Regions from separate parts of the Mus musculus genome. Here all the other regions are linked to region 1. A link is a loop called in an ENCODE intact Hi-C map of the cell type or tissue named here. Cell type or tissue: heart. All regions are shown on one strand.

Region 1 (8,000 bases):
AAGTGAAGAGAATGAGGTCCGAGGATCTGGGTGTCACCTGCTGAGCTCTCCCAGTGAAGGTCTCAGCACACCGATTCTAATTCAGTGATCTTTCCCCCGCTGTGTACAGGGTACTTCAGGTGTTTGGCACAACCCAGACTCACATTGTAGGTGACCAGAGGCCATCCACTAGCCTCCTCCCACACACCTGTCTGTTGCAGTTGCCTCTGGGGTCTCCTGGGCTGTGGATTATGAAGGCAACACACACCTATAATGCACCTACACAGGCCAGCGGCAAGGGCCAGCTGCAGGCTTCGCAAAGCGTGTCAAGATGGAGGACAGGCAAGGCTTCCGTTCCCTGTTGGCGTTGCTGTGTTCCACACCCAAAGCCCCCTTTCTTCTGTCCTTGCCTTGCTGCTGTTATTCCTGTCAATCAAGCATCCAACCCAGCCAAAGACAAGACTGCGTAGGCAGCCACAGGGCTCTTGCTGTTCCCAGCTGGGAACACCTTCCCTCTAGCTCACCAAGAACTTCCCTTCCATGGCTTGGTGCCTACCATCTAATGAAACCTGCCAGGGTTCCAGGAGAGGAAACACAGCTATTGGAATCTCGCTTGGCAAGTCAGAAAGAAATAAAAAACAGGAACTTGCTGGGTTGATTTACTTAGAGAGCCAAAAGCCCCTGGCCAGGTTATTTAATGAGGTCATTTAGCAGAGGAACTGACTCTCAAAGAGAAGCTGCAGTTAAAGTGACAAGGCCTATCTTACAGCTTCAAGCTTGAACACCATACTGTCCAAGGCTAAGGTAGAACTGAATCCAAAACAGTGTGTCTCTGAGCAATGAAAGCTCTAATACCATGAATAGTTGGCCTCAGAGAAGGTAGGCTACCAGTTCAGGATTGAGATGCTCAAAGCTCTAGGTGACTAGCAGCATGCTGTGTGCCCGATACATTGAGTGCTGGAAACATCAAGATGAGGGCCCCGCCCCATGCCATTTACAGAGCTGCAGTGTCCCCATGGCTGTGTCCCCAGGGCTAAAGGGAGAGCACAAAGGTGGGGTACCCAGCTCACTAGGAAGTAGGGGGTAGGGAAGATCTTGAGGGAAGGGAAGGTCTCCCAGGTACATGGCCCCTGCATCCTGTCACAAGTGTAGGCAAAAGGCTATGGGGACAACGATAACTCAGCAAAGGCCAAAGGTGGGATTTCTGAAACACTTTCAAACTCTCAGGCAGGAAATTGAAATATAAAGGTTATAAAAAATTTAAAGAATAAATTTGGGGAAAATATTTTAAAAACATGAGACGAACAAAAGGATGGTATTCTCATATAAAACCAGGACACCATGGGTTTCAGTATAGGTGAGAACACACACAGGAAATAAATGAAAAGAAACAGTTACCAGTAAATGTGAGAAAAAAAATCACTGTCACTAATTGGGAGTGACAGAAATCCAGATTGAAACAATCAAAATTTTGATGATCAGTGTCACAGAGTTGAAACAAGTCAGCTAGTGTATTGGCTGCCTTCCAAAATTGGCGTCCACACATGGCAATGGGGGTGGGGTGTGGAGACCAGTGTGGTGAAATGTCCTGATGTGTGGGTGTCAGCTCACTAGGGAAGGCTTTTAAAAGCATAATCATGAGTTTTAGCATCTGTTTAACCCTAAGTATGTTTGCCACAGCATGCTTATAATCGTAAAAGATCACTGAATCATACAAAAAACATTTCAATAATCATTATGGGTATACACAACCAATATGAAATAATATTTAATGACATAAACAAAGTCCCATCAGGACAAATGCACAAAGCCTTCGTATATAATTTAATGTGTAATATGTAGATATTATATGGGTCTCTTTTGGTTGCCCTGGATTTCACTATGTAGACCAGGTTGGCCTTGAACTCACAGACATCTCTCTGTCTCTGCTTCCAGAGTTCTGGTTAAAAGCCTACTTCCAGAGTTCTGGTTAAAAGTCCTGTTTCCAGCCTACTTTCAAATATTTTGAGCAAAAACATTGCTATAGACAATTATTCACTGTATTTATCAATTATTCAAGAACATATAATGAAAAACCAAAGTATTTATTTGATACTCAAAAATGTTACCAGTTATCCTAACCATGCACTGAGATGATGAGTAAACTTATTTTGCACATATAGATTACAACATTGCCATGCAAAGAAGAAATGGAAAGACTGAATAGGGACAGTGACTTTGTAACATGGAGGTGACTTTGCTGCAAAGGGGTAAGCTCAAAGCCATAGCTTACAGGCAAAGGAGTCCTGAATAAGGGCCTCAAACTTATAGAAATATATTTTTTTAAAAACAGAATTATTTATGTATACGAGTACACTGTCACTGTCTTCAGACACACCAGAAGAGGGCATCAGACCCCATTACAGATGGTTGTGAGCCACCATGTGGTTACTGGGAATTGAACTCAGGACCTCTGGAAGAGCAGTCAGTGCTCTTAACCACTGAGCCATCCCTCCAGTCCCCTAGAAGTATCTTTCTAAAAGCTTGAGTGACATAGGAGAAATGAACTGCATCTGGCAGCCAGAGAGAAATCGTGGCCAAGGTCGAGTTTCCTGTCTGTTTCTAGGATGGAAAGAAGACCGGAATCTATTTGTAGAGGAAGGAGGTGGGGGGGGGGGAGCGCAGGGAGGGAAGGAAGGGCAGAGAAAGTAAAGAGAGACTCCTAGAACCAACAAGAAAGGTGCTGAGTGACATCAATGTTCTGGGTGAGCAGGAGTTTGCTGGGACCTGGTCAGTGTGGGTACAGGACTTATTCCAGAAGCTATCAGCATCTGGCCTGTCTGGTGGGTGGTGCACAGGAGTCTGTGTCAGTGAGAACGTGGTCCAGGTGGGATCACGGGGCTCTGAGGTCAGGTTAAGTGTTAAGTGAAGTTGAGAGAAGCCATCAGAGAGCAAGAAAATGGGTGAGTCTCATACCTTGATCACTAAATGTCAGCCAAGGCAAAGCCAAGGGGCAAGGTGGTCAGAGAGGCAATGAGGATATGAGAGCTGCTATGTAGGAGTCTGGTTGAAGAGCAGTGGTGGGGATGACATGTGTGGGTGAATGTGGTTGTTAGGGGTGTTAATTCTCAAATGGGCTGCAGATGGAAGGAAGACAGGGGCTCCGTGTCTGCCTTATACCACAGAGTCTTTGCGTTGCCCACATTGATTGGAAAGTCCCACGGCAGGTGTGAAGGGCCACCATCAGCTTCCCCTCTCTGAGTACTTTCCCCTTGGGCTCCCTTACCAGCTGCCTGTCCCCGCCCCCCTCTAGTCCATACAAACTCACCGTAAATGACCTTCCTGCCAGATTGGAGGACTTGACCACCTCTGTCACACTGACGTGCAGACAGGAACAGTCTGTGGCAGAAGCAGCATTTGGTGAGGTACAGTGGAAGAACCCTGAAACTGAGAGAAATGGGGGGGGGGTTATGTGAGTGGGAAGCTGGAGATTCTGGGTCCTAAGAAGACCCTGTATGTCTGTCTTCCCATTCTGCCGCCAGTTTACCCTCAGCTCGCCTGGAAGTGACCTTTTATGAAAGTATTATTTCTTGAGTTTCTTCCCTTTTATGCCAGTTGTCTCTGTAAGAACACCGATGCTGGAAGCAAGGGGATGCCAAGTTCGAGACCAGCCTGGTCTAAGGAGGAAGGCCACAAATAATGTGAGCAATGAATGACACAGGGGGAAAAATCAGCTTATATAGACATAGCACGCCATCAATATTAGCTTTCACAAAGAGCTCCTGGGTCCCTGGAAGGACAAAACGTGGTGACACAGACTACCAGAGCCAAACACATTTTTCAGGGGCTTAATTTAGCAGCACTCTGTTAGGTGCGGGACATTTTTTTCCCCTGAGCATGTGAACTCTCTGAGACAGATATTATCAGTATTCCTAACTCCTTCCTGAGGGGAAACAGAAGCAAAGAAAATAACTTCAAGGTCACCTCCGCAGGAGACTCAGAACAGGCTCTGAACCAAGCATGTTCACTCGATGCTCCTCTCCGCTGTCCCCCAGTCACTCCATTTCATTCGTTCATTTATTTTTATTTTGGAATAATATGTAAATCCAACATTTCCCAGGGGAAGGCTGCCAGCTCTGCAGGCCTAATTCAGAGAGGGGGCGCTTCTGCTCCCAGGTCCTTCTACCTTCCAGCTTTGGGAGCCAGCCTCAAGGCTGGGATAGCTAGCTTGTCAGCCAGTGGACCACCTGGGGGCTGGGGTCCTGCTTTACTCAAGGCTGCCTGGTTTCAGCCAACCACCCTCTGACCCCTGCCGAGGCCCCGCCCAGCTGCCGCCTCTCAACCTTGGCTTCCCTATTTCTTACCCTTTTTCCTCCTCCCTGATTTTCTCCTCATCCCTCCCATTTCCTCACTCTGCATTCCCAGCTCCTCACCTTCAGTGTCACCAGCTGGAATGGCCTTCAGGACCAGCCCGGTGGCCCGCAGAGAAACAGTGACCTCTCGTGGTCTGTGGCTGAGCAGGGCCTGGGGATGGGAATTGAGCAGAAGAGGGAGTCCCGAGGGCTTTCCTTTCCCCTGCATCTTCATGTCTCGCTTCTCCCAGGCTTCCACCCTACCCTGAGGTTCTCCTTGGGTACTGATACCAATAAGGGGCATATGGGCAGAGGCTTAGCCATTCTTAATCCCCAAGGAGCCAATCAGACGCCTAGATAGGTAGTTCACAAGGAAGAAGGTTCTGAGCAAGAAACTAGCTTGCTTTCCTTCTTTCTTTCTTTCTTTCTTTCTTTCTTTCTTTCTTTCTTTCTTTCTTTCTTCTTTCTTTCTTTCTTTTTTCTTTTCTTTTCTTTTCTTTTCTTTTCTAAGCTGAGGTCTCACTATATAGTCTTAGCTGGCCTCAGGCTCACAGAGATCCACCTGCCTCTGCTTTCCAAATGCTAGGCTTAAAGACATGCACCAGTGTGCTCACCCAACCTCTAATTTCTTAGAGCACACTGCCTCCTTGTCTACATGTAAGGTCAACCTCGTCCCTACACCATCGTTGCAGATTGCTCTGGAGGCTGAAAGAGTCTGGTGGTATCTTCAAGAAAGGCTGGGGGATCCCTTTGGCTCTGTCTACAACCCCCACCCCCACCCCAAAGGCTGGTTTTCATTCACTGTGCCTCCTAAGTTTTTGTTGGTTATGCCAGTGACACTGACCTTCTGGTAGCACATGGACAGCTCAGCTCCTGTGCCCTCAGCTGCCCCTCTCCTTCGAGGTGAAGAGCCCTCTGAGGGAAGACAAGAGGGGGTAGAAAGTGAGAGCCCCTTCCCCATGTCTCCCAGGCATAGCTGCTGGATAGACAGGGCAGCTGTTCCTGGATGGAGAGGCAACATCTGAGAAGATGGCCTTTCAGTCTGGGAGTGCCCTGAGACAGAGGTAAGTGTGGCCCTGGCATTCAGCAGGGTCCCATGACACAGTAAGGTGACCATGGGGCTGACATCTGGTGAGAGACCAGAGAGTGAGGGTAAGGGGCAGCTGAACCAGGGTGAGCTCTGGGAAACGGGGAGCAGAAGCTCACCTTTGGGGGACTTGGAGTCTTGGATCTTCACCTTCAGCTCTGTGAGGAAAATGTCCTCTGTAGGGTCGTGACTCAAGCTGGTGAAGATCTAGAGAGAAGAAGGGAGAAGGGAGGGAGGGACAGAAAGAAAGGGGAAAGGAGGGAGTTTAGAGAGAGCTTCTGTCCCTACAGCCTGAGGGGCTCCACCCACCCACCTGCCCATGCTAGGTTCTGAGCTGCACAGTGACAGCCACACCAGTCCGGACCTTTCCAGCAAGGTAAGCTAATAATGCCTCCGGTCCTAAGCTGATTTGAAAAGTTCCTGTGGCTTACATCTGAGTCCTTCCCAAAACAAAAGAATGGAGAGGAAGAATCAGGAGGCATTCATTCTGATCAAACCTATCTGCCAGATACTAGTAAAAGATACAAAATTCCAGCTCTATAGGAGGAGCAAGGTCAAGGGAGCAACTGCACAGTACAGTGACCACGGTTTGTAACAACACATTGTATTTTTAATAAGAGCTGTAAGTAGGTTGTAAGTATTTGTGGCATGAAATGTAAGGGTGAAGTAATGTGCACATTAGCCAGTCCAATTAATAGAGTTTCACATGTACATATCATAAAATGGCATGTCACAGCCACAAATATATATATAATTTGTACTTATCATTTTGTTCTATTTTAAAGACTTATTTTAATCTGTGCACACACCTTTGACACCAGCGTCAGGAAGCAGAGGAAGGCAGATCTCTGTGAGTTCAAGGCCAGCCTGGTCTACATAGCAAGTTCCAGGACAGCCAGGACTACATGAAGTGGCCCTGTCTCAAAAAACCAAAATAAATAAAATAAAAATAAAAAAATAAGAAATAAGAAAAAGTATTTATGTTGGCATAATGTTATTGTGCACTATGTAAAGAGTATCCTTGTATTATTCAAATGCTGATTTCTCTGCATTGTAGCGCTTATTGTTAAGAATCCTCTGCCTGCCTCAATGTTGTGTAAGGTTTGCTCCCCATTTATTTTCTGATTTGTCAATAAAAGCTGATCAGCCAATGACTGAGCAGACATGGGGACAGAGCTGGCCTTCCTCTTCCAGGGAGGGGAGGGAGGAAGAGAGAGAGAGAGAGAGAGAGGGAATTCACCGCGAGGCGTGTGTCCAGGAGACACACCTACAGCAGAGAGGGACAGATGGATTCTAAAATGTATGTATCTAGGGGATTTGGGCTGTGAGGTAGCCAGATTAGCTCAGAGGATTAGAACAGATTAATAACTGTTTAGATATTATACCATAAAGCCTATTAAATAAATCTAATAGTCTCTGTCTTATTTATTTGAGAGCTAGCCAGAATAAAGAAAAATACTTGGGAGGCAAAAGAAGGAAGATCTCTGTGAGTTCAAGGCCAGTTGTTGTCTACATTGCAAATTCTAGGACAGCTAGGTTGACATAAAGAGATCCTGTCTCAAAAAAACAAAATAAATAAATAAAATTAAAAAATAAGAAATAAGCCGGGCGTGGTGGCGCACGCCTTTAATCCCAGCACTCGGGAGGCAGAGGCAGGTGGATCTCTGAGTTTGAGGCCAGCCTGGTCTACAGAGTGAGTTCCAGGACAGCCAGGGCTATACAGAGAAACCCTGTCTTGAAAAACCAAAAAAAAAAAAAAAAAAAAAAAAAGAAGAAAAAGATTTATTTTATATATGTATATGTATATATATATTCGATTGCTTTGCTCAAATGTATGCACACCCTGGAGCTGGAGCTATGCACAGCTGTGAGCCACCATGTGGGTGCTGGCAACCAAACCCAGGTTCTCTGAAAGAACAAGTGCTGTTAACCACTGTGCCATCTCTCCAGCCCCTCATGTTCACGCTCACATAGAACGGGATGTGATTGATGTGACTGTTGGCAGCTGTGTATTAAAACCTTAATACTGTTTTAATACTATAAGGTTAAACTTATATTATGTAATATCAGTTATTATTTATATTGTTATATTGATCAGATATTTATCTACTATCTGATCAAATCTATCTCCTCGATGAATCTTTTTTTTGTTTTTTGAGGCAGGGTCTCACTGTACAACTCAAGTTGTCCTGGAAATGGTGATCCTCCTGCCTCAACTTACCAAGTGTTGGGATTACAGGTGTGCCCTTCTATGTCTGGCATGATTGTAAAACTCGAGATAATCCAAATGCCTTATTTCTTACATCAATTACTAATGATTTTTTTTCTGTGACATTGTCTGGTCCACACACTGAGTTATGAACCTGAAACATTTTGAATGTTCTGGGAGAAAACAGAACCTTAGGATATGGTACAGAGCAGAGCAGGTATCTGCAGTCAGATTCTGCAACTCTAAAGGAGTGACGGAATCCAAGTTAGGTAGAGAGCAGTGAGGTCCTTTCCCTCCCTGGAGGTGCTCCTGCAGAGTGCTACCCTGCATCCTTACTGTCTGCTGGACCCCAGGACTCAGTCCATCTGCGTGCTTCAGCTTTAAGGCCCTGGGC
Region 2 (8,000 bases), 59 kb after region 1:
CATAGAAGTTTCTAGGCCAGCTAGGAATGTAAGAGAGTCTTCCTCAAAACAAACAACAACAAAAGTGTGAGCCTGACTTTTCACCGTGGATTTCTCCTGAAGTTTTATGTTAAGACAGGGTCACTCTTCGTATTCCAGTGTGGCCCACAGTTCTCTGCCCTTAGTCTACTGAGGCTGCCTTGACTTTTACATAATCACTTATTCCCATGAGAAGTCTGAATGGATACGAGTTACTCACAGAAGGACCACTGTTCACCAAGGTAACTTGAAGCTCACTGATCATTTTTCAGGGGAGAGAGAGCAGCCTGTCATGGGTTGTCATTTACTGTGGCCTGAGGGACTGACATCTGCCCCAAGTCAGGCCCTTATCCTCCACTCCAGTCTGGGGCTGGGACAGTGTGGGCTGGGCCACCTGGGACCCTTGTGGTGTCAGGGTTCAAATGTCTTTGTTATGGAGACTTTCAAACACATTCAAATACTAAGAGAATCAGTGGAGCCAGAGCTGTGTGAGGCAGTTGACAACAAGCAGCTTTCTCTCTCGCTTCTCTGTGCTAACCCCCACTCTGTGGGATTCAGGACCCAGGAGGCTGTAGCAGAAACAGTCAGAACCTCCCTCACTCTCACAGTCCCACATCAGACCTCAGGGCAAATAGGCATTGTCGAGCAGGTAGAGTTCCTGCCAGGCTCTGCAGGTCTGCCTTCAGAGCACAAGGACAGGGCTGTCCCTATCTGTCAGAGAGACTGAGTTTTTAAATTACTATTATTTTTTTAATTTCCCTATTCAGAATTAAAAGGAGGCAGGATCTTGAACGGTGCCTGGCTGGGCCCCTGCAGAGTCTTGGTCATTCCTTCCATGGATCTGTGCTGATCCACACCGTATGCAAGACAAGGCTAACTGAGCCCTTGGCCTGTCCACCTTGATCTCTCTGCTGTACACAATGAAGATGAGAGCATTCTTCTTATCTTGGTTCTTCGGTATCCTTATTGGAGAAAGCCCTCTCTCACAGGGTTAATATGGGGCTTAAATAAATCCATATGTGTGTGTGTATACATATATATATATATATGCATTTGCGTGTGTGTATATACATATATATATGCATATACCTGTGTGTGTATACATACATACATATATATATATATATATATGCATATACGTGTGTGTGTGTGTGTGTATGCTTGGAATAGTGCTGAGGGGCTAGAGAGATGGTTCAGTGGTTATGAGCACTGACTGCTCATATGGTGGCTCACTAACCATCTGCAGCCCCAGTCCTAGGGGATCAGACGCCCTCTTCTGACCTCTGCAGGCACCAGCAACACAAACACGGCACAGACAGACATGCAGGCAAAACACCCCTATATTTAGAATAAGACCAAACATTTTAATTTGATAAGAGAATAATGCTCTGAGCTGCAGTACACAATGAAAAGGCACTGCCGGTTGTTCAGTGACTCACCTCTTCAGCTCTCTGGAAAGCCCTTGTTGACTTTACTAAACTATTGCACATAGCCCTCCTTATCCAAGGCCTCAGTGGCCTGCGAGCTCCAAATATATAAAATAAAAAATCCCAGAAATAAATATTTCATAACTCTTAAGCCTTAGGCAATACAGGTCCGTTCACTGGTACATCACCCTATACATGGCCTGTCTGTGACCTAATGACCAGATGAACCATCCAGGCACTACAGTGTTTGTGGTCAATGATTTAATCAAGGCACACGCTGGCCTGTTTGGCTATGCCAAGGAGACACCGAAAGTTCTTTGAAGTGAAATTTCTTGGCATGTAGAGAGGGTTTGATGCTATCCATAGCCATAGGTGCCTACTGTGTATCTTGGACCGTATCCACGAAAGGTAAGGGGACTGACTGCCTAAACTTTCTAAGTCTTTTCTGTTTCTTAGCCTTCACCACAGGCTTTTTTGTTGACTCGTTTTTAACTTAGAAGTGTTTCAAGCACCTAGGCAGCGGGTGCTCAATGGTGTGATGGGCATGAGTGTGTGTATGAGGTCTTGGCTCCCTGGTTTCTGACAACTCAGACTCAGACGACCGGCAGTCCTCCCCGTGGGTCCCTTCTCTAGGGATTTTCCAGCTGCAGACTGGAAAAGGCTAGGGGTGTGGACTCATGTCGGGAACCTCAGCGCTCAGCAGACTAAGGCAGGGGAAATCACACAAAATGCAAGCCGGATGGGGCTACACAGTAAGCTTTGGGCTAGCCTGAGCTATGGTGTAAGACCCTGTCACTCTAAAGTTCTTTAAACAATCACACACACACACACACACACACACACACACACACACACACAGATACACACTACAGCCCAGGACTCAGACACAGTGGCTGGTTCTTGTTTGCCATCCCAGCACTTGACACACGGAGGCAGGGGAACAAGAGTTCAAGGCTGGTCTTTGTTAGGGTAATAACTAAGTGAATAGGCAAATAAGTAAGGACGGTACAGAACTCATTATATGTGATAGGGTTGGTTTTATCATGAAACTCTGCCCCCACACCTATGCCACACTGTCAAATAATTAAAAAAAAATAGGGTTTTACTATGTAGTTCAGACTGGCCTTTAACTCACAATCTTCTGCCTTCCATGTGAGAATTGCAGGTGTGTGCCACCATGCCCATTAAAGCATATTTTTAGTATAAGTCCAGATCAAAAAGAACGTAGAAAGCTTTTGTTTTAGCAACAGGAGAAAGACACCATGGAAAGGGTAGGGGTCCTTGAGTAAGCCTAAGGTTCAAATCCTGACTCAGACAGACACTTGCTAACTGTGTGCTCATGCTCATACTTTGTCTCTCTCATCTCCAGTTTCTCCACCTGAAATTCACATATAAACAAAGTCATGTGTGCTGGACGACCCATTTGAGAATCTGAAGGAAGGGGGTTGGAGAGAGATGAATGGGACTGGAGAGCTGAGCTGGCTCAGTGGTTAAGAGCACTGGCTGTTCTTCCAGAAGACCCAGGTTTGATTCCCAGCACCCACATGGCAGCTCACAACCATCTACAACTCCAGTCCCAGGACCTCTGATGTCTTCTTCCAACCTCTGTGGGAACAGATATACATGCATACAAAACACTTTATTAAAAATTAAAACATGAATCTGAGGGAAGATTAGAAAGAGTTATTCAGGCACTAAACACCACAGCAGCAGCAGCAGCCTCAGCTCCCGGGGTTCCCCGTTGGTCGGTGACTAGAATGTGTGGTTTTAGGTGAGTGCAGGAGGCAGGGGGTGGGAAAGGGTGGAAGCTCCTTCCCCTGTTTCTCCCTCCCCCAAGAACACTCACACAGTGGAACTTCGGTGGCTCCTGACGGGCAGGCCCTGCTCAGCCCTCACCAGCCGCTGGTAGGAGATTCCTGTGGACCAACAAACAACAAAGAGGAGAGGGTAGGTCGGTTTAGGGCCCAGGCAATGTCATCCCTGGCCTCTTACAAGCCAGGTTCTGAACCATCAAGCTGGGAGTGCCCCAGGAGGCTCCAGACAAACATTGGGAAGACAGTTGCTATTTGGCCCTTGGCTAAGTGCTTTGCTTCTGTGGAATGGTCACTTCACCCGTAACACTTCGATCTTCACCTCAAAGCCATCCTGAGCCTCTCTGCTGCCCTCTGTCTTTTCTTGACCATTTTGTCCAGGTCCTGTCCCTAGATTGGGAACAGGCAGCAGGAGACAAAGGGATGTGTTGTTCGATCCCCCATGTCCTATTCTGGGTTTTCCCACCTGGCCTTGGGCAGACAGGTCATTTACCCTGGTCCTCAGTCCCCCCTGAAGAGACAGCTAGAGGAGACAACTCTGTGGCTGCTCATAGCTTAGTCCCTGGCCCACCTCCGATGCACCAGCTTGGCCTTCCTGGTAGACAGAACTTCATGAGAGGGAGAATGCAGGCCCAGGAGGCTGCCAACTAGTTCCTAGATCATAGTGTCACTAACGCCTGGTGTCTCCCTGCAGTGGGGGAGGGGTGTGTGCCAGGCACCCATCAATCTCCATGCTCAGCCTCAGTTGGCCAGGCAGCACCCTGTTCCACTCTCCACTTCTCTGTCTGGCTTCTCACCTTAGCGACCTAAGTCTTGCCTAGTGCCTGTTTTCTCTGACAGTCCCCAGCCTGTCTCCCTTCCTCCCCTGTGACTTTAAACACACCGAAAGGAAACAATGTTCAGAAATAGGCGCAAGGAAGTCCCTTCTGGGCACATGGCATCCCTGGCTGGGACTGAGCTGGGGTGGCTGGAGGGAATTCCCCGTGGATGCAGGAAAACCAAGAAAGCTGTAAACACAAAGGCCATGAATTTTGTTTGGTAAACGACAGGAAATTACCAATTCATGTTCCTCTAACTTGGGACATAATTGGTTTAATTGTTGGCCTTTTGTGTGATGTTGGCTTTCTATAATTGCCACAGACGCTAATGTTAGGTCTTCTTTGCTAATAGCATCCTTAAAATAGTAGCTGTTACTCTTAGGAGTTGGGATGCCATCTAGTGGCCATTCACATACATTGCAAAGATAAACTCAATCCCACCACACCCTCTGCCTGTACCACACCCGTGCAAGCAACATAGATAAGCAAATCTTCTCTTGACTTTATTTGCGTGTGTGTGTGTGTGTGTGTGTGTGTGTGTGTGTGTGTGTGTGTGTGTGTGCTTTGCTGGGTAGAATCCCAGGCCTTGAATCTCTAGCTATTTTCTCCAGTTCTACTTAATTTTGCACATGTATGTGTATATGCTTGTCTGAAGGTCTATGGCCCCATATGTATGTATGAATGTGCATTCAGTGTATGTGGGGGCCAGAGGTTGGCACATGTTATCTTTCTCAATTGTTCTCCACCTTATAAAGGGAACCAGGATCTCTCACTTGAACTCAGAGCTTGCTGGTTCTGCTAGACTCGCCAGGCAGCTTGCCTTGACACACCCTGGGTTTGGCTTTCCAAGCACTGGGATTTCAGGCAGGCTGTCACTCCCGCCCAGAGTTACCTGGTGTTGGGAATCAGAGCTCAGGTCTTCATACTTAGATGGTAAGTGCTTTACTCACTGAGCAACAGCTCCTTCAGTGCTTTTAAAATCAGCAGCCCACTCCCCAGGGGTTCTTCGCCCCTAATTACACACCCCCAATGTGGTGCAGTTAGAGTGGGGGCTGCTCCCTGTGGCCTTTGTTGATCTAGGATGGACAGCCAGCCAGCCACACACCAAGCCATGAAGTCTCTGTCCCTGCATGTAAATTCTCCAAAATGCTAGGCTACGGACTACCCAGCCCCCTGCATTCTGCTGCAATCTTTTGTCCTGGCCCCAAGCCCAACTGCCCAGCTTTTTGCCACTTGGCTGTATAAGGTGTCTTTTGACTCTGGGAGAGTGTTGGCAACTGCAGTCCCTGTAGTTACTCTTCTGTGGCATTCACAATGAGGACTACCCTCTGTCGTGTTTTCCTTATGTCTCCATGTAGGGATATTGCCATCCCCTCATCTTGGGCTGTGGTACAGTTTAGTGTGGGGGCTGCTTCCGTCGTTCTCTCTTGTACTTGTCTGCTTAACTTGAAAGCAGCAGGAGGGGGAATATTCGGGAGGACAACCTGACACACACTGACCCAGAGGAAGCTGTGATTTGAGCTAATGGCTTGTCTGAACAGTCAAGACGCCCCCAATTCCAAGCAGAGACACAACCATTTGATCAAACAGCTAATCTGAGGACAACCCTCAGTGTCCTTTGACCTCTCTTGGTGATGGCCTCCACTGCTTATTGTGAGGTTATGGGATTTATGAAGTTTGTCGACGGGCTAGGGCCTGACCTGGGAACATACTAGAACCGACTGACACAGGAATCAGACTTTTCCTATACGGGAAAGTTCCTCCAAAGAAGTACATTGGGGTCTCCCAAGTATAGGGGTCACCTGTCTTGGTAGGAATAAGGCATCAAGTAAATGGAAGAGGACTTCACCATGACTTTTGGAATTAAGTAGATGTGGGTTTTCCATCTAACTCCGGTTTCATTATCTAAACAATGAGCACGCTCGTTACTACGCCAAGAGCTGTTCTGAGGCAGCATGGGACCCACACTTGCCTTATTGTGAGCACACAATAATGACACCTGCACCATTATTATCAGCAGAAGTCCTGCTTTGATGGAGAAACCTGTCTAAGGTCACTAGCTAGTACGTGCCAAAACCGAGGTCCTTGTCACACAAAGTCCATGTCCCTTCTCCCACACTTGACCGTATTGTTTGGACAGGGGAAGTAGATTTCTCACTTATGCATCTGTTGGGGGTGTTGTATCATTTCCTCCCCCTGTAGAACTGCGTGTGGCCTGCTGAGACACAGCCTTGAGGTTTGTGTGCTTTCAAAATTGCCGAATGCCTCACATGTAAAGTGCCCGTGCCACCGACCAGGATTGCAGAGCAGTCCTTAGCAGGCAAGTATGATATTCTGTATCACCATGTGAGCACAGAATCAACATTCGATAAACACATGGTCTGCAGCTCAAAGGGCTGTTCTCGGGGAGGGGGTGTTGTTGATGCCACTGGGGGTGGAGTCAGGAAAAAAGGGAAGGCCCTACTTTGATAACCAGCCCACTTCCTCCATACTTAAGGAGACTACCAGCTCTTGTTTTCATAGCAACGGAGTCTCTGAAACTTTACTGGGGGAGGCCCAGATCCCCAGGTCCCTTGTCATCTTTTTGACTTGACAGGACCTATCTCTGAAAGTATCAGCATCCCAGTGCTTACTGCCCCCTGCAAGATCGAAATCGATAGAATCAGCACCTGTCTTCCCAGACGGCCCAGAGAGAGAGACAAACAGACAGACAGAGAGACAGAGAGAGAGAGACAGAGAGAGACAGAGAGAGAGAGACAGATAGACAGAGAGACAGAGACAGAGAGACAGAGACAGAGAGAGACAGAGAGACAGAGACAGAGAGAGACAGACAGACAGACAGAGAGAGACAGAGAGACAGAGACAGAGAGAGAGACAGACAGAGAGACAGACAGAGACAGAGACAGACAGAGACAGAGACAGAGAGACAGAGACAGAGACAGACAGACAGAGACAGAGGGAGAGACAGAGAGACAGAGAAACAGACAGAGAGACAGAGAGACAAAGACAGACAGACAGAGAGAGGCTACACTGTGCTCCTATTGTTCAGATGGGGAAACTGAGGCTTATGTACGCTCCGTGTCCTATCAAAGGGCCTCCCAGCCAATGAGTGTCAGACTCTGACCCAGGATTTGGAATCAATGGCCTGGCATGAAGCTAAAGGAACCACAGAGCTCTTTGGTTCTCCTTCAATGGCTCAAGTTCCCTGGCCTCTGTTCCAGCCTTCTCCTACAGCTTCTCTTGGCCAGGCTCACTACAGATGGAAGGGGGTCATGCAGAAGTAAGTCCCACCAAAAACCCCACTAAGATGCTCTCCAATAAGCCTACCTGCTGGTCACGTAGAAGAGGGTAACTTTAACCCACTACTTGCTGAGGACTAGAGCGTATCTTCTGTGAAATTACCTACCTACGGAGTGAGGAAAGTCACAAGCTTTTGTGTTGTTGCTGTTGTTGTTCCATAGAAAAAGTCATGCCCAAAGCTCTGGCCCCATTAGAAGTGTCTGAATGATGCCAGCTCAGTTTGCCTCTAATGTCTTTTAGTTTCTACCTAATCTTGTCAGTTTGCACCTCATGCCCTCAGTTTGAATTTTATTCTAGCTTATGTGAGAAATTTACATCCATTTCTTCTGCTTTTTTTTTTTTTTTTTTTTTTTTTTTTTTTTTTTTTTGAGACAGGGTCTCACAATGCAGCTCTGGTTATCCTGGAACTCAATGTGTTGACCAGGCTGGCCTTGAGTTTAAAGAGATCCACCTGCCTCAGCTTCCCAAGCACTGGGGTCAAAGGCATGCACCACCATGCCTAGATACTTCTCTGCCTTTCTTGAAGCCAGCTCTACCTTGCTACTGCTTAGTAATGAATGGACTCTAACTTCAATACAGGCTCAGTATAGAGCTGTGGGAGACTTTGAGCTATTTGGAAGTGATTC
Region 3 (8,000 bases), 330 kb before region 1:
CACGTCTATTGCTTTTACCTTCAAGGAATTTGCCCATTTGCTTAGGAGACATTGAGGCAAAGCAGAAAATGGCCGAAATCCTTGGTGGTATACCAGGGCTTGAAAACTGGAGTCCAGTGGCTGGCAAGATGGCTCAGTGAGTAAAGGCTCTGGCCACCAAGCCAAACCTGAGTTCTGTCCCTTGAGCAGACGGCTGACTGCAAGGTATTCTCTGACTTCTACATGTAGGCCATTCACATACATTTTAAAAATATAATTTAAAAATTGGAATCTGGGCTGGAGAGATGGTTCAGTGGTTAAGAGCACTGACTGCTCTTCCAGAGGTCCTGAGTTCAATTCCCAGCAACCACATGGTGGCTCACAACCATCTGTAATGAGATCTGATGCCCCCTTCTGGTGTGTCTGAAGATAGCTACAGTGTACTCATACACATAAAATCAATAAATCCTTTAAAAAAAAATGGAATCCAAAAGCCAGGCATGGTGATGCACACCTTTAACCCCAACATTCAGGAGGCTGAGACAGGTAGATCTCTTGAGTTCCTGAGTTCAAGGTCAGCATGGTCTATAGAGTGAGTTGTTCTAGGTCAGCCAGGACTACACAGAGAAACATTGTCTTTTTAGAAAAAAAAAAAAAAAAAAAAAAAAGGAATCCAAGCTGGATGTAGAGGTGCACCCTGACAGGAGCATCTTCGTGAGTTTGAGGCCAGCCTGTTCTACTCAGTGAGTTCTAGGACAGCCAGAGCTACAGAGTCCCTGTCTCAAAACAAACAAACAAACAAACAAACAAACAAATCAATCAATCAAACCAACGAACCAAACAAAGGAACAAAAACTTGGAATCCCAATGAACTAGAGTTTAAGGAACAAAGATTAGGTAAAGGGCACAGGAGAAATGAGCTCCACAGCCCAAGTAGCCTTTGAATTCAGATAATTTGCTAAACCATATTCAATGAATGTGGGGGAGGAGCAATGATAAGAAACAACGGAAAAAGCTGATGTTAAGTGAAGTATAGCTTTCAGCTTCACAGTTGTAGGTTCAACAGCTGGAATCCAGTATTGGGTGAGACAACAAGGATTGGAGCTGATGTGGTAGGTAGCATGTTCCTGTGATCCCAGCACTCGGGATCTAGAAACGAGAGGACTTGGGTTGAAGTGCCAGCCTGGGCTGCACATCGAAAGCCTGGGGCAGGAGTAGGAATGGGAGGAGCAGTTCCAAAAAATAACAGGGTATTTATATTATTAAACAGATGCTGGTGCATTTAAGAAGGGAGATAGACTGCAGGGTGGTGGTGGTGGTGGTGCACACCTTTAATTTCAGCATTCAGAGGCAGAGGCAGGTGGCTGTCTGTGAGTTTGAGGCCAGCCTGGTCTATAGAGTAAGTTTCAGGACAGTCAGGGCTACACAGAGAAACCCTGTCCTAAACAAGCAAACAAGCAACAACAAGAAGAAGAAACCCACCGGGACTGGAGAGATGGCTCAGAGGTTAAGAGCACTGGCTGTTTTTCTAGAGGTCTTGAGTTCAATTCCCAGAAACCACATGGTGGCTCACAACCAACTATAATGAGATCTGGCGCCCTCATTATAATACACCTTAAAAAAAAAAAAAAAACAAAAACAACCTACTACCACAACAAAAAGGGAGAGAAACCACTAGAAACTTACTTAAAAAAAAAAAAAAAAGAATCAGATGTAAAATAGCTAGAATAGAAGAGAGGATTAGTAAACTTGAAGACAGGTCAGTAGGAAATATTCAGTCTAAATCACAGTAGAGAAAGTAAAAAAAATGCAGCCAAGCACATAGCTGGAGCCCACTGGGAAGGGTTGGAGCCCGCTGGGAAGGGTTGGAGCCAGCTGGGAAGGGGTGAATATGGTAATTAGAAGCAAGTAAGCAGTCAGGAGCATGAGTTGGGAGTTACAGACTGAATTTTGCAATGCTGGTGAGCAGACTTTAAACCATGGAAACTGTGCATCTCAGGAAAAATCTGCATACAAGACGGCAGGCGTTAGGGGCTGGAGAGATGGCTCAGCGGTTAAGGGCGCTGGGTGCCACACCCATCTGTAATGTGCTTCCGGCATACAGGCGAACATGTAGATCCGACATTCAGGTACATTAGTTAAATATTTCGAAAACAAAAAGAAAAAAACGACAAGAAGGGCCAGTGAGGTGGTCCAGCAGGTAAAGGCTCCTGGCACCAAGCCTGAGCGTCTGAATTCCATCCCCGGATCCCTGTGATGGAAGGATAACTAAGTCCTTCTGACCTGGACACAGATGCCATAGTAAGCACACACATGTGCGCACTCAGGTACACATGTAAATGCAGTTAAATTGTTTTTTTGTTTTGTTTTGTTTTTAAGATTTATTTATTTTATATATGTGAGTATACCGTTGCTGTTTTCAGACACACCAGAAGAGGGCGTCAGATCCCAATACAGATAGATGGGTTGTGAGCCACAATATGGTTGCTGGGAATTGAACTCAGGACCTCTGGAAGAGCAGCCAGTGCTCTTAAGCTCTGAGCCATCTCTTCAGCCCCTAAATTGTGTTTTAAAGTTGAGAAAATGTATACCTTTTGTACAAGAAGAATGCTGACAGTTCACTTTCAAGATAAAAGACAATGGAAGTTAAGAACACACACTGTCATCTCCAAATGGCTGGAAGAGGGTAGGTGTCCAGCTGGAGAGATGGCTCAGCGGTTAAGAGCACTGACTTCTTCTCCAAAGGTCCTGAGTTCAATTTCCAGCAACCACATTGTGACTCACAACCATCTGGCGTGAGATCTGATGCCCTCTTCTGGTGTGTCTGAAGACGGCGACAGTGTACTCACATACATTAAAAAACGTAGGTGTCAATTTAGATTTTTTTTTTTTTGAGACATAGTCCCAGGTATCCCTGGTGGCCTGAGGCTCGCTGCTTAGCCAAGGATGCCCTTGAACTCCTGCTTCTCTTGCCTCTAGTGCTTTGGTGACAGGCCTGAGCCACCACCATCCAGCTCAGTGTGGTTAAGCCAGGCAAGCACTCTTAACCAGCCGTTTCCCTGTCTGGAAGGAAGATCTCCAAGCAGAAAAATGACTCCCAGGAAGGAAAGCCCAGACAGAGAGGAACAAATAACTTAAACAAAGAAGATACAGCGTCACATCGAGTATTGTCTTGAACTTTAATAAGTTTAAAAATATATGAAGAGTCCCATCTCACCCATCAATCAGGATGGTTTCTTTCTTTTGATTCCTACATCAAACAATCCCTAGGTTTAGGGAAGTTTACAATTTAGTGCTTCAGATACTTTTAAGCTCTCTAAAAGTATCATGAGGTGAGTAATACTAGCTATTATTGAGGATATTATTCATTACCATTTTTACTTTTTTTCATTTATTTATTCGCTTAACACCCTGATTGCTGTCCCTGCCCCCCCACCCCCCTTCATATAGTCCCTCCTCCCATCTCCCCTCCCCTTCTCCTCTGTAAATGTGGTAGCTTCCCTTGGGTATCACCTTACCCTGGCACATCAAGTCTCTTTTTGGAGACAGGGGTGATCTCTCTATGTAGCCTTGGTGGTCCTGGAACTCGATATATAGACCAGGCTAACCTTGAACTCACAGAGATCTGCCAATCTCTGTTTGCCCGAACGCTAGGATTAAAGGAGTACCACCACGCCCGGCCTAAAACTTGTTAGAAGATTTGTTTTATGTGTCTGAATGTTTTGCCTGCATGCATGTATGTGTCTCACTTGTGTGCCTGGTGCCCTGGGAGGTAAGAACACAGAAGGTGTTGGATCTGCTAGAACGGGAGTTACAGGGGTTGTGCTGAGAATTGAATCTCGCTCTAAAATGCTGGATCATCTCTCCAGACCCAAAACTAAGTAAAAAGTTTAAATGTCAGCTGGGCAGTGGCGGTGCACGCCTTTGATCCTAGCACTTGGAAGGCAGAGGCAGGTGAATTTCTGAATTCAAGGCCAGCCTGGTCTACAGACAGTTCCAGGCCAGCCAGGGCTACACAAAGAGACCATGTCTTGAAAAACCAAAAATAAACAAAATTTTTAAAATTGAGATGTCTTCTCCTATTTGCATTTTTTTCTACTATGATTTTGTGTCTGGCATCCAGTTTTCTTTTGGGATGGCTTTCTTACTGATTTTACTTTTTTTTTTTCCCTTGGCTTTTTTTTTTTTTTTTTTTTTTTTGGTTTTTCGAGACAGGGTTTCTCTGTGTAGCCCTGGCTGTCCTGGAACTCACCCTGTAGACCAGGCTGGCCTGGAACTCAGAAATCTGCCTGCCTCTGCCTCCCAAGTGCTGGGATTCAAGGTGTGTGCCACTACTGCCCGGCCTGATTTTACTTTTTGAGACAGAACCTCATTGTGTAACCCTGGCTGGCCTGAAATTCTCTATGTAGACAAGGCTGGCCTGGAACTCTTAGAGATCCTCTGGTCTCAGCATCTCAAGTGCTGGGATTGGAGGCATGTGCCTCCTTGCCTGCCTCTTCCTGATTTAGACTGCTATAAACATAAGACAACGAGGGACGTGTCCATGTGACTGCTAAAAAGTTTGGTTGCTGGGACCAATTTGACATCTTTATGTCTTTTTTCTTAGTCAGAACACCGAGGGTGAGGTGTGTTACTACTTTGACTAGTCGGAAGGCTTTCTTAGCTAAATCCTAAAACTTTTCGCTCTAGTAAAAAGGCCTGGATGAACTGGACCGAATTGAAGATGCGGAGGGGCTAAGCAAATGAGGAGTGATCCACTGTTGTTATTTAGAGAGTAAGGAATTGCCTGAACCAGTCACTGGAAAAAGGAATGATGAATGTTGAAGAAGCATAAATAACAACACCCCCCCCCACCCCACCCCCCAGAAAGACTCTTAAGGATTCACTATTTATAGAAGGCTTAGAGGCAGAGCTGCTGGGTTACCCTAGCAGAAATGCGTTACTAGAACCAGCAGGTGGCGCTCTAAAGACAGCTCTTTGCTGTCCATATTTCCATCTTAGTCCAAGGTCTTGTTGACATTTCTAGAATGTTGACATTGAACAGAGTGTGGAGAGCTTCCTAGTTCTAGTTTTTGACTCTGCTACATCCAGGGGTGAAATTCTCAAAATCAAGAACCCTGTGAAGTTTGGGGTTTTGTTTTTCTATGCTTGCTTTGCTTTTGGACTCCTCTAGAGTACCACCCCACTCAATTCAGTGTGCACCTGTGGTGGCCTCTAACTATGAAAAACGTGCCCATTCCCTGGTTTTCCTGTGAAAATGTAAATTCTGATTCTGTAGCTGTCAAGTGAGGCCCGATTCTGCCTTTTAAACAAATTCCCTTTTTTTTTTTTTTTTTTTTTGATGACTTATGCTCAGAATTGAGTTTAGTGTGTGCTCTTTGTGCGAAGTCCTGTCTCTGCGCTGCAGTGGGTGAGAGGGACTCACACCCAGGCGCATCCAGGAGCAAACCTAATTCCATTTATGTATTTGTTTGTTTGTTTATTTTTGAGACAGGGTTTCTTTAGCCTTGGCTATCCTGGAACTAGTTCTGTAAATCTGGTTGGCTTTAAACTCACAGAGATATGCCTCAGTGCTGAGATTAAATAAAGCCTTGCACCACCACCACCTGTTTTCCTTTCATTGTTGTTGTTGTTGTTGTTGTTGTTGTTGTTGTTGTTGTGTGTTGCTTGTGCCTTCAGAGGCCACAGAGGGCTGAGTTGAAGATGCAGGGGGTTATGAGCCACTATGTCGGGGCTGGACTGAGCATCAGTCCTCTGGAAGAACAGCAAGTGCTCTTAACTGCTGAGCCAACTCTCCAGCCCTAACACAATCTTATAGATAAATGCAAATGGCTACTTTGAATCCATCAACTGAGTGGTGTCTCCTTGGGCAATTTTTGTGAACATGTTGGGGCTCAGTTTTCAGATCTGTAAATGAGAATACCCTTGGCCTTACAGAGTGTCTTGACGTTAAATCAGAATGGGTTAAACCCCACCCAGTGCCTAGCACACAGTAAAGCTCGATGAAGCTTGGAGAGTGGAGCCAGATGAACAGTTCTGGTGGAGAGGTATGCTGCAGGAAGCAAGGACTGGGTCCTCATCAAGTAGAGGCCATCTCAGCTGTCAGGACCGTCATCATCTGAGAAGGGGGTCAGGGAGATGGGGGCAGAGAGCCAGGGGCCAGGCTATTGGTCAGCAGGTGATAAACATGATTTGAGGGGGAGTTGAGTTTAGCAGGCTAAGCAGGTTTCATCTGGAGGTGGAGATGATGGAGGCCTTCAGGCAGCTTGGCAGTTTTCAGCTCTCTCTCTCTCTCTCTCTCTCTCTCTCTCTCTCTCTCTCTCTCTCTCTCTCTCTCCAGGGCGTGTCTGTGTAGCCCTACGTGTTCTGGAACTCACTTTGTGGACCTGGCTAGCTTCAAACTCAGATCTGCCTGCCTTTGCCTTCCAAGTGCTGGGATTAAATGCACAGCATCACCTGACTAGGCACACACGCCTTTCCCATCTTTCAGAGCTTTCTGGGATTGTGAGAACCACTTTTAAAGTATGCCCAGGGGGCCTTGTCTTGCTTTCATGAAAAGCTTTGCCTCAACCTGCAAAACCCTAGTCCTGTTGCAGTGGGTCCCTCAGCTCAGGTACAGCTTGTCTGTGTGCTTCGGTATGGGTTTGTTTGACATGACCACAGCCATCTTGAGTCATAGCCACCGTGATTGCCCCTGAGTAACCCTGGCCGGTTTTTCCTGTATGGTCTCCCAGCAAACCACAACTAGATAAAACCATTAAAGTCAAATATGGGGCTTTGAACAACCAGACCCTGGCCCCAGGAATACACCCGACTCTTTGATATTTTGTTATGAGATACCAGGTATGTTCCAGCCAGGATGAAGTCACTTTTGTCCCAGCCCACAAGTATACTCCTCTTTCTGACCCAGATTGCCAGCTATAGTTTTTACTGTCACTCAAGACTATACTTCCTTAGTAAGTTCTATAGTAAACCCCTCTCTCTGTAACCTTACATGTCTGCCTATCTGTCTGAGGTATCCTGTCCCCTTGAGGTCAGTTCACAGTTTAGGACTGGGTTTAAATAGGGCCATGTTTCCATCAGATCACTGAGAGCCACAAATATTTATAGACTAACTTCCAGTACTTGCTGGCCCCTCCTAGGCACCTATTAGAGACAAGTATGTACAAAACCTGCCTTCTCTGAGAATAAAGACACCCCTATGGGAAATGACTTCCCAGGGAAGCTTCTTGTTTTGTGTTGTTAACAACAGATAAGGCATTGTTATTTTGTTTTCCATAAGACGGACATTTGTAGACTAGACAGGAGCAGGCAATAACTTTAACGTGTTATCCGTGCCCACTTTTACTAATGGCTCCTGTTCTATTTGGTAAGACTAATGGGCACAGGAGAACGGCAGTCACTGTGGAGGCAAGAGACGTGGATGGCTTACGTGATCTGATAAAGACTTAGGGAATGGACCAGCCTTGGAAAGGCAGGAAGGGGACAATGCTGACAGCTCAAGGGACTCACTGGATCTTGGGATTTATATGGAGGTAGTTATACACATTATCCCATCTGAGCGGCAAACAGTGGCAGGAGTCAGCACTGGTGTTAGCTCCAATTCCTAAGAGGGAAAACGAGGTTCAAGGATGAAAAGTCTAAGCTCTCTGCCTTTAAGATTGTGTTCTCTTCTCTCTCTCTCTCTCTCTCTGGTTTGTTTTGGTTTTGAGCACTGGCCACAGAGCCCAGGGCCTTACCCAGGCTGGGCAAGTAGAGTACCACTGAGCCACACCCACGAACCCCTAATTTGAGCTCTTACTTGCTGTGTTATTGCACCGGCGTAGACATAAAAACATTGGCACCTGTTTGTCTCCTCCACTAAATTAGTTAGCCAGCGTTCATTCGTCCTTAGGGACAGAGGGGAGAAGTGGGTGAGAGGACCAGAAGCAGCCGTTCACACGCAGACAGCAGAGGTGGAGAGCCTTGAAGCTATGACTGGCATTTCTTACTCCCTTGCCCAAGCTCCCAGGTCTTGCTCA

What was found. A loop is a pair of places that touch in the nucleus more often than their neighbours do. Peaks named below come from ENCODE experiments on the same cell type or tissue, not always from the same donor. Only the 100,000 strongest peaks of a DNase experiment are listed, where the experiment ranks them.
Region 2: a loop joins it to region 1, with 3 times the contacts of the local background. A loop is called at or near these places in 33 of 42 quality-filtered maps.
Region 3: a loop joins it to region 1, with 4 times the contacts of the local background. A loop is called at or near these places in 3 of 42 quality-filtered maps.

What each region holds. Positions count from the first base shown.
Region 1 is chr11:68,541,202-68,549,201 of GRCm38, reverse strand. It overlaps Pik3r6 (phosphoinositide-3-kinase regulatory subunit 5), which reads right to left. Exons shown (of 20, transcript NM_001081566.2): 15 at 5,517-5,604; 16 at 5,155-5,225; 17 at 4,392-4,482; 18 at 3,287-3,405. Among named protein-coding and RNA genes, the nearest start is that of Mfsd6l, 11 kb to the left of the region's middle. In heart, a CTCF peak has its summit at 4,457; a DNase peak (open chromatin) is centred at 4,431; H3K4me3 peaks cover 440 bases; H3K27ac peaks cover 1,377 bases; H3K27me3 peaks cover 777 bases.
Region 2 is chr11:68,481,912-68,489,911 of GRCm38, reverse strand. Pik3r5 (phosphoinositide-3-kinase regulatory subunit 5) reads right to left here. Exons shown (of 19, transcript NM_177320.2): 6 at 3,292-3,361. Among named protein-coding and RNA genes, the nearest start is that of Pik3r6, 17 kb to the left of the region's middle. In heart, CTCF peaks have their summits at 1,299 (motif pointing left), 3,617 and 4,455 (motif pointing left); DNase peaks (open chromatin) are centred at 4,101, 4,521 and 6,501; H3K27me3 peaks cover 221 bases.
Region 3 is chr11:68,871,993-68,879,992 of GRCm38, reverse strand. No RefSeq gene overlaps it. Among named protein-coding and RNA genes, the nearest start is that of Rnf222, 13 kb to the left of the region's middle. In heart, CTCF peaks have their summits at 2,412 (motif pointing right), 4,727 and 4,937 (motif pointing right); no DNase peak of the experiment used is centred here; H3K27ac peaks cover 450 bases.